Regions from separate parts of the Homo sapiens genome. Here regions 2 and 3 are each linked to region 1. The links are chromatin loops, found by intact Hi-C in ENCODE. Cell type or tissue: heart right ventricle. All regions are shown on one strand.

The links. A loop is a pair of places that touch in the nucleus more often than their neighbours do. Peaks named below come from ENCODE experiments on the same cell type or tissue, not always from the same donor. Only the 100,000 strongest peaks of a DNase experiment are listed, where the experiment ranks them.
Region 2: it touches region 1 in a loop (2.4-fold over the local background); 21 of 110 quality-filtered maps call a loop at or near these places.
Region 3: a loop joins it to region 1, with 2.1 times the contacts of the local background. A loop is called at or near these places in 6 of 110 quality-filtered maps.

What each region holds. Positions count from the first base shown.
Region 1 is chr7:44,476,563-44,479,062 of GRCh38, reverse strand. All of the region lies in intron 2 of NUDCD3 (NudC domain containing 3), which reads left to right. Among named protein-coding and RNA genes, the nearest start is that of NUDCD3, 13 kb to the left of the region's middle. RefSeq lists a silencer at 1,419-1,713. In heart right ventricle, CTCF peaks have their summits at 1,325 and 1,529 (motif pointing right); a DNase peak (open chromatin) is centred at 1,512; H3K27ac peaks cover 1,582 bases.
Region 2 is chr7:44,329,183-44,331,682 of GRCh38, reverse strand. No RefSeq gene overlaps it. Among named protein-coding and RNA genes, the nearest start is that of CAMK2B, 4.8 kb to the right of the region's middle. In heart right ventricle, no CTCF peak of the experiment used is centred here; a DNase peak (open chromatin) is centred at 1,329; H3K27ac peaks cover 1,582 bases.
Region 3 is chr7:44,308,458-44,310,957 of GRCh38, reverse strand. The region is part of intron 1 of CAMK2B (calcium/calmodulin dependent protein kinase II beta); the gene reads left to right. Among named protein-coding and RNA genes, the nearest start is that of CAMK2B, 16 kb to the left of the region's middle. RefSeq lists enhancers at 867-1,468, 1,469-2,072. In heart right ventricle, no CTCF peak of the experiment used is centred here; DNase peaks (open chromatin) are centred at 1,067 and 1,777; H3K4me3 peaks cover 986 bases; H3K27ac peaks cover 2,279 bases.

The sequences.
Region 1 (2,500 bases):
CTTTGCTTGGCACGTCTTCCTGCTGGTATGTGAAGAAGGATGTGTTTACTTCCCCTTCTGTCATGATTGTAAGTTTTCTGAGGCCTCCCCAGCCATGCTGAACTGCGAGTCAATTAAACCTCTTTTCTTTATAAATTACCCCATCTTGGGTATGTCCTTATAGCAGCATGAGAATGGACTAATACAATGACATTTCCATTGGTGCCAGACTCCCAGATCCTGGCAACCTTGTGCCTGTGTTCTGCCCTAAAGCTGTTGCAGCATACATTGTTATTTATACATAATAATGTACAGGTTTCATTTATAGTATTTTTGGGGTGATTTGGGGGAAATTTTATTTTGACCTAATTTTACCATCACTCTGATTTTAGCATCTCCCTGACTAATAACCTACAATTGGTCTGAATTTCATTCTTGTTTCTGCCCTACTGTTGCTGCCAGGGCATGTCAAATGAAGATCAGAAATGCCCCCACCCCAGGGCTTAAAGGAACCTATCTTTTTCTTTTTTTAGACGGAGTTTTGCTCTTGTTGCCCAGGCTGGAGTGCAATGGCATGATCTCGGCTTACTGCAACTTCCACCTCCCAGGTTCAAGCGATTCTCCTGCCTTAGCCTTGCAAGTAGCTGGGAGTGCAGGTGCCTGCCACCATGCCTGGCTAATTTTTGTATTTTTTTAGTAGAGACAGGGTTTCACCATGTTGGCCATACTGGTCTGAAACTCCTGACCTTGGGTGATCCACCCATCTCGGTCTCCCAAAGTGCTGGAATTACAGGCGTGAGCCACCGCGCCCGGCCCAAAGTAAATAACCCATCTTATTCCTCAGAGAAGAGAGAGAATTTGCACACAGATATTTCCCTATTTGCACAAGATAGCATCAGAGAATGTGCTTATATTCTGTAAGGATGCTTTACAATTTTAATAGTTGTTCAGGCTGGGTGTGGTGGCTCATGCCTGTAATCTCAGCACTGTTAGAGGCCGAGGCCGGCTGATCATTTGAAGTCAGGAGTTTGAGACAAGCCTCACCAACATGGTGAAACTCTGTCTCTATAAAAATACAAAAAATTAACCAGGTGTGGTGGTGCGTGCCTGTAATCTCAGCTACACAGGAGGCTGAGGCAGCAGAATTGCATGAACCCGGGAGGTGGAGGTTGCAGTGAGTTGAGATTGTGCCACTGCACTCCAGCCTGGGCGACAGAGCAGAGCGAGACTCCATCTAAAAAAAAAAAAAAAAAAAAAAAAAGAATTGTTCATAGTAAAGACTTTGTAAAAAGTGAAAAAGTGCCATTTGAGCCTCAGTGTTTATGTAATACTAGACTGGGTGACCAGTGCCTGCAGACATGATTAGCACTGTGGAAGAGAGGGGCGCAAAGTCTGCAGCATCTTATGACGTAGTCACTAATCAGGCATTTCTCAAGAGCTGCCTGTTAGGGTTTGCCTCTTGGATGACCTCACGGTAGGGTTTGGTGTTGGTTTCCTGGGCATGGGCCGTCAGTGTCAACTTTCATAGCACCTGCAGTTCAGGCTCTTGACCTGCAGGTGTTGCTGTAGACAGTGGGATGGTGACTTTGCCTTTGCTTGTGCTGGGATGCTGACAAAAATCTCTGAAAGGCTGTGTCAGTCCTGGGCTTTTCCTTTTAAAAATCACGAGCAGAATTCTTTAACAGAGAAGAAGGAAAATATGGTAGCACTAAGAATGTCAGTTACTGCCTAGAAACTGTTGTCTTTGTCCTTTGTGCTTGGACTGGTTATCTTTTTGTCCTTTGGATGAGGAACAGAGTGCTCCAACACTGTTGGTGTGCATTGGGCAGTGACAGGGCCCTGGGTCCAACTAGGCCATTCCTCCTGCCCTGGGCAGGGAAGCAGAGTAGTGACAGTGTACAAAGAGGGTGTCATGGAACAATCTAACATATTAACCCCTTCTAGGACAAGCCCGTTAGAACATAATACCTGAGAAAACTGTTCAGTACTTTCTCTTGCTTTGGGTAGTGTGGCCTTTGTGCGCAGTTACAGGGACCTCGGTGCTTCTTGGGAAGGGAATGGCATCATTTGGAAGATAAATTTCAGGTTTCCTAATAGTGTCCTTGGCAGATACTTCATCATCATCATCAGGCTGCTCCCTCCTGACTTGGTCTCCGTAGGTATGGGCACTCTTCACTTTTCTCATCAGCAAAGTCTTTTCCAGTAGTTCATCCCTCCGCTTTCCCCAGCAGGTAACCATGCCTCCTTGGAGTTTGCACTTCATTTTACGTTATTCCTTTATGGCTGGCTGTGCCCACATTTTCAGTGATTAGGGGCAGAGACTTACTCAGCCTTTCTCACTTCCTGGTGCTGTGTGAGATGACCCCCCCAGTGCATGCCGAATTCCATTTCTTAGTACCTCTTCTTTGGTTTTGCTTACTGTTTTCGCTCAGTCTGTTATAACAAAAATACTGTAGCCTGGGTGGCTTATAAACAACAGACATTTATTGCTGACAGCCTCTATAGGAGGCTAGAAGTCCAA
Region 2 (2,500 bases), 150 kb after region 1:
CTCCTAGTACTTGTCTCCTAGTACTAGGCTCTTCCATGTGACTGAAAAAAGTATATTCTCCATATGGCATATGAACATACATTTCATGTCATTTTAAAGTTGAGGTATACTTTACATACATAATTACACGGAACTTACATGTAAATTACCTTTACATAAAACACACTGATTTTAAGGGTACAGTTTTTTCCAGGTTTTTGACAAATATATACCCTTGTGTAGCCACAGAAAATATACAGAACATTTTAATATCCCAGAAAATTCCCTTCAGCTCCTCCAAGTCAATCCCAGCACCACCCCAACCCTCTGCCGAGACAGCCACTTTTCTGATTTCTAGAACCATTGATTAGTTCTAGAATGTGTAGAATGGAATTATGTGGTGTGTATTCTTTGTGTCTGGCTTCTTTGGTTCAGCCTCATGTCTGAGCGATTCATTCATGTTGTTGAGTGTACTAGTAGTTATTCTTTTTAATTTATTTACACCAATTTGTTTACCTGCATTCCTGTTTATGGACATTAATACATTGCTTCCAGTTTCACCTACTGTGAATAAAGCTACTATAAATGCTCTTGTACAAGTTTGTTTCTTTGTTTTTCTTTTCCTTTTTTTTTTGAGACAGAGTCTCGCTCTGTCACCCAGGCTGGAGTGCAGTGGTGCAATCTTGGTTCACTGCAACCTCTGCCTCCCAGGTTCAAGCAATTCTCATGCCTCAGCCTCCTGGGTAGCTGGGATTACAGGTGTGCACCACCATGCCAGGCTAATTTTTTAATTTTTAGTTGAGACGGGGTTTCAATATGTTGGCCAGGTTGGTCTCGAACACCTGACCTCAGGCGATCTGCCCGCCTCAGCCTCCCAAAGTGTTGAGATTACAGGCATGAGCCACTGCACCCGGCCTCTCTTTTTCTTTTCCTGACATATGTTTTTACTTTTTTGGGGTAAAAGCCTAAGACGAATTGCCAGGTCATAGGGAAGGTATTTGTTTAGCTTTATAATAAACTGTCAAACAGTTCTCCAAAGTGGCTGTCCTGTATTTATGCACATTCTCTTTTATAGTGTTTTGCATCTGTCAACAATAATAATCCTAACAGCAATTAGATATTAGCTCCTATCACAAGGCAGAACCCAGAAACAGCTGCCTTGTGCTCCCTGGACTTTGGTTCCTTAGCAGCGAGGGCTGGAGAATGAGCGAGGCACTGCATGGACGAGGCGGCAAAAGCCACATTTTCCCCAGCATCCTTCTCCACTTCTTCAGTCATAGACACCCCACAACCCAGCCTCCCTTGCAGCCAAATGAAAGCACGTGATTCAGCTGTCAGCGGGGTCATGTGGCAGAAAGTTGACCAGTGCCCACCATTCCCCCTCCCTTTCTCTATCCTGCTGCTGGGAACATGGATATGACAGCTAAATCTCCATGTCAGAGCTCCAGGAAGAGGGCCAGCGCCAGATGCAGGAGCAGAAAGCTGGAGGCAGCTTGGTTCCTGAGGGCTTTGCGACCACCCCAGGTGCCACCCCTGATGCTTAGGGGAATGGCTGCCTTGTGTTAGCCCTGGCTGGTGCACACAGGCCTGTGTCCATGCTGGGAACTCCAGGCTGGTAGCCAGGCTTTCTGCTTTAGCACAGCCTTTGTGCCTGCAGTTGGAAGCTACACAGGGTGGGATGGAAGGGGCCTGAGTGCAGAGTCTTCTGACACATGCTAGGAGGCCATTTCCACGATGACAAATCCCTGGTGTCCACTACAGGGAAGGAGGATCTGGGAGCCACTTATGGGCCATCTGGGACCTGCTCCTATCAGCCTAACTACTCCTAGCTGCTAGATATACCTGCGTTGGGGGCCTGCCTGGGCTGGGACAGTGCCTGGACTTCTGGGGCCTAGGGCCTGAGGCAACTCCAGGAGGATGGAGGTGACACCAATGAGGACAGCTAAGGTGGGGTCAGTCAGGAAGGGTCCACCTCGCCTGGTAGCCAGAGAGTGCCAGGGGTGCTCCAGGGAGCCCCAGCCAGCAGAGGGGGGGGTGGCCCAGAGCCTCAGCCTGGCAGCAGACTTAGCAGGGGTTGCTCTCACTTCCCTCCCTTTGCCCAAGGGCACAGTATCTCCGGGACAGGTGCTGGTGTCCAACTTATGCTTGGATGCTTGGTGAGAAGGGAGGAAGTCTAGGGGGTTCTCACCCTATGTTCTCGGGCCAAGCCTCTGAGCCAAGCCTGTGGATGCTGCTCCCGGCCCAGGGCCATAATGGTTAGTTGGCTTTATCACTTTGCTTGTTAGTCATCAAGGTGGTTCCAAATCCCTTGGAGGACTCAGGTGACATCTGCCAATAAGCCACTGACAAAATGCCCTTGCTGGGTCTGACTGCTTCACCCTCTTCCCCACCGTCTTCATTCCCTAAACACACCAGCTAGTGCCTGCCACAGGGCCTTTGCATGGCAGCCTCTTCTGCCAACACCCTGCCCTTTGGCTCTCAAGGGTAGCCTCTCTGTTTCATTCAGACTTCAGCTTAGACA
Region 3 (2,500 bases), 170 kb after region 1:
ACATACATAACAGAAAAATTTGCTGTCTTAACCGTTTTTAAGTGTACAGTTCAGTGGCAGTACGTGTATTTACATTGTTGTGCAACTGTTACCATCATCCATCTCCAGAACGTTTTTGTCTTCCCTAAGTGAAACTGTCCCCATTAAATACCGACTCCCCATTCCCTTCCCTCACCCTGGCACCCACCATTCTGCTGTCTGCCTCTATGAATTTGACAACTTTAGGGACCCCATATAAGTGGAATCAGACAGTGTTTGTCCTTGTTTCAATGAGCATAATGTCTTCAAGTTTCACCCATGTTGTAGCCTGTGTCAGCATTTCCTTCCTTTTTAAGGCTGAATAATATTCCATTGTGTGCATTTTGCTCATCTATTGACAGACGCAGGTTGCTCCTGCCTCTTGGCTGTTGTGAATAATGCTGCTATGAATGCGGGTGTACAAAGGACATTTTTAAAGGACATGATACATGGCCCCCTCCCACCGCGCATGACATAGCCACTGGGTTGTGTGGCCTTGGGCTGCCACGTAACTCTCTGGGTTTCAGCCTCCCCACTTACGAACCAGGAGGGTTGGGTCAAATGACTCTCTCCAGTCCCTTCCGGCCCCAGGAAGTGGTTCTGTGGAAGCCCCATTTCTTTCTTCTGAGACTTGCCCCAAAGCTCATCTCTCCCACATGCAGGTGACCCACAGTCTGATTACGTGGACATTTCTAAGCTTCCAAAATCCTTTTGCATTCCTTGAGAATAAAACTTTCGAAGGATGAAATCTGATTGATCTGAAACCAAACAAAAACCCGAGTACTTTAATTGATGCGCAGCTTGCAGGAAAAAAGCAGCAAGCGGGCACAAAGCGTATCCTAACTCCCAAAGCGCCCCCGCCCCCGCCCGGTCTCGGCCACCGTGCGGTTCCGCGCGTGGCTTGGTGAGCCTGGGGTCCCTGGCGGTGGCGCCCACGGCTCAGCCGGCGGAAAGGCTCTTCCCGCGTGTCCTTCGCGAGCCGCGCGGCCTCGGCCTGGTTCTGGCTGCTCAGGCGCGGTGACTACCCGCGGGCCGCCGCTCCAGGAGGGGCGTGACCGGCTCTTAAGCGCCGCCTTTGAAGGTCGCTGCAAGGCTGCGCGGACGGACGCCGAGTGCGGCCCCTACGGTGCTGGCGTCGGAATCTCTCTCGTCCCCAGTTTCTTCCGATGGGCTGGTGTCTCTGGCTTTTGGATCCACTCAGGTCCCACTGCTAGGGTGAGGGACTGACTGGTCCCCCGCGGGCGCTCCTGCCCGGGCGAGGAGGCTGTGTCCTTTCCACAGCTGGGACGCCGCGGGCGCAGAGTCCCGACCCCACCGCACTCCAGCCCACACCCGCACCCTGGGGTCAGAGGACTCCTCGGATGGGGACCGCTTCTGCCTGTCCTTCCCGAGGGCCCTCCCCATGCCCTGTGCTTAGGGGCGCGACGGAGCTGGGGACCTGATGTGGTCCAGGGCAGCCCCTGGACGTGCAGGAGGGAGATGGGGGCGCAGCAAGGGTGGGCCCCGGGGCTGGAGGCGCAGCCCAGCCCTCCTGCTCCTGCTGGCTCAGAGCTCGGGTACTCGGGCCGTCCTGAGAGCTCAGTGGCCTTAAACCCTCCGTCTGTGTCCCTTCTCCCGTCAGGCCAGGAGCGCAGATGGCCTGGGCCCCAGGTGGGTGGGCTGACCCCTGCCCCAGAGCCCGGCTTCAGCTGGGCAGCTGTGAACTGCCCCTTGTCCCAGCCCCCTGCAGGGAGGAGCACCAGCCTGGCTGTGGTGAGACCACTCTCTCCTCTCTGGGGCCTGGCCTGGTGCCCGCCCACTCCTCTGGGACAGTGCACAGCACAGTCGCAGTGGTTTGTGGAATCCGCGTTGGTGGTAGGAGCCTACTAGGCCAGGCGGGCAGTGCTGGGCAGGGCTCTGGGGTCCGTTTCAGCCTAGCCAGACCTGAGGACACAACCCCCCTGACAGGGCTAAGCCAAGCCAGGCTGGTCACCGCAGCTCAGTTCCCTCAGTGCCTTTGCTGGACCCTTCTGGGCCTTCCGGCTGGCAGGCAGTAAAGGGCAGGCTGGCCATGGACAGAGGCCCCGGGGAGGGATGGTCTGCTCAGCCCCTGGTCTCTTGTGAGGAGAGACGAGGGGCTCGCACACCGCCTGATGTGCAAGGCCTGCTGCTGGGCAAAGTGCCTTCTCTGTGCCTCATGGCCAGTCTTGGGGCTAGTGGTCTGCATTCCCTGAGTAGGACGGGGCCTTGCCCTCCGGACAAGGTGGGATATGGGGGGCCCGCACCTCCCTCTCTCTGTAATGTCACTCCTGCCTTCATCTTCCCAAAGTAGACACGTTGGTGGAACCTTGTCCTGCCCTCCGGGTGTCCCTGTGGATCCAGCTCAGAGAGGGCAGCAGTGTGGTTCTGAAGGGGATGACCAAGGAAGTGGGGGGATGCACAGGAGGAGGGCCAGCAGCTCCCAATCAGGGAAGGCAAGCTGTGAGGAGAGGAGGGGGACATG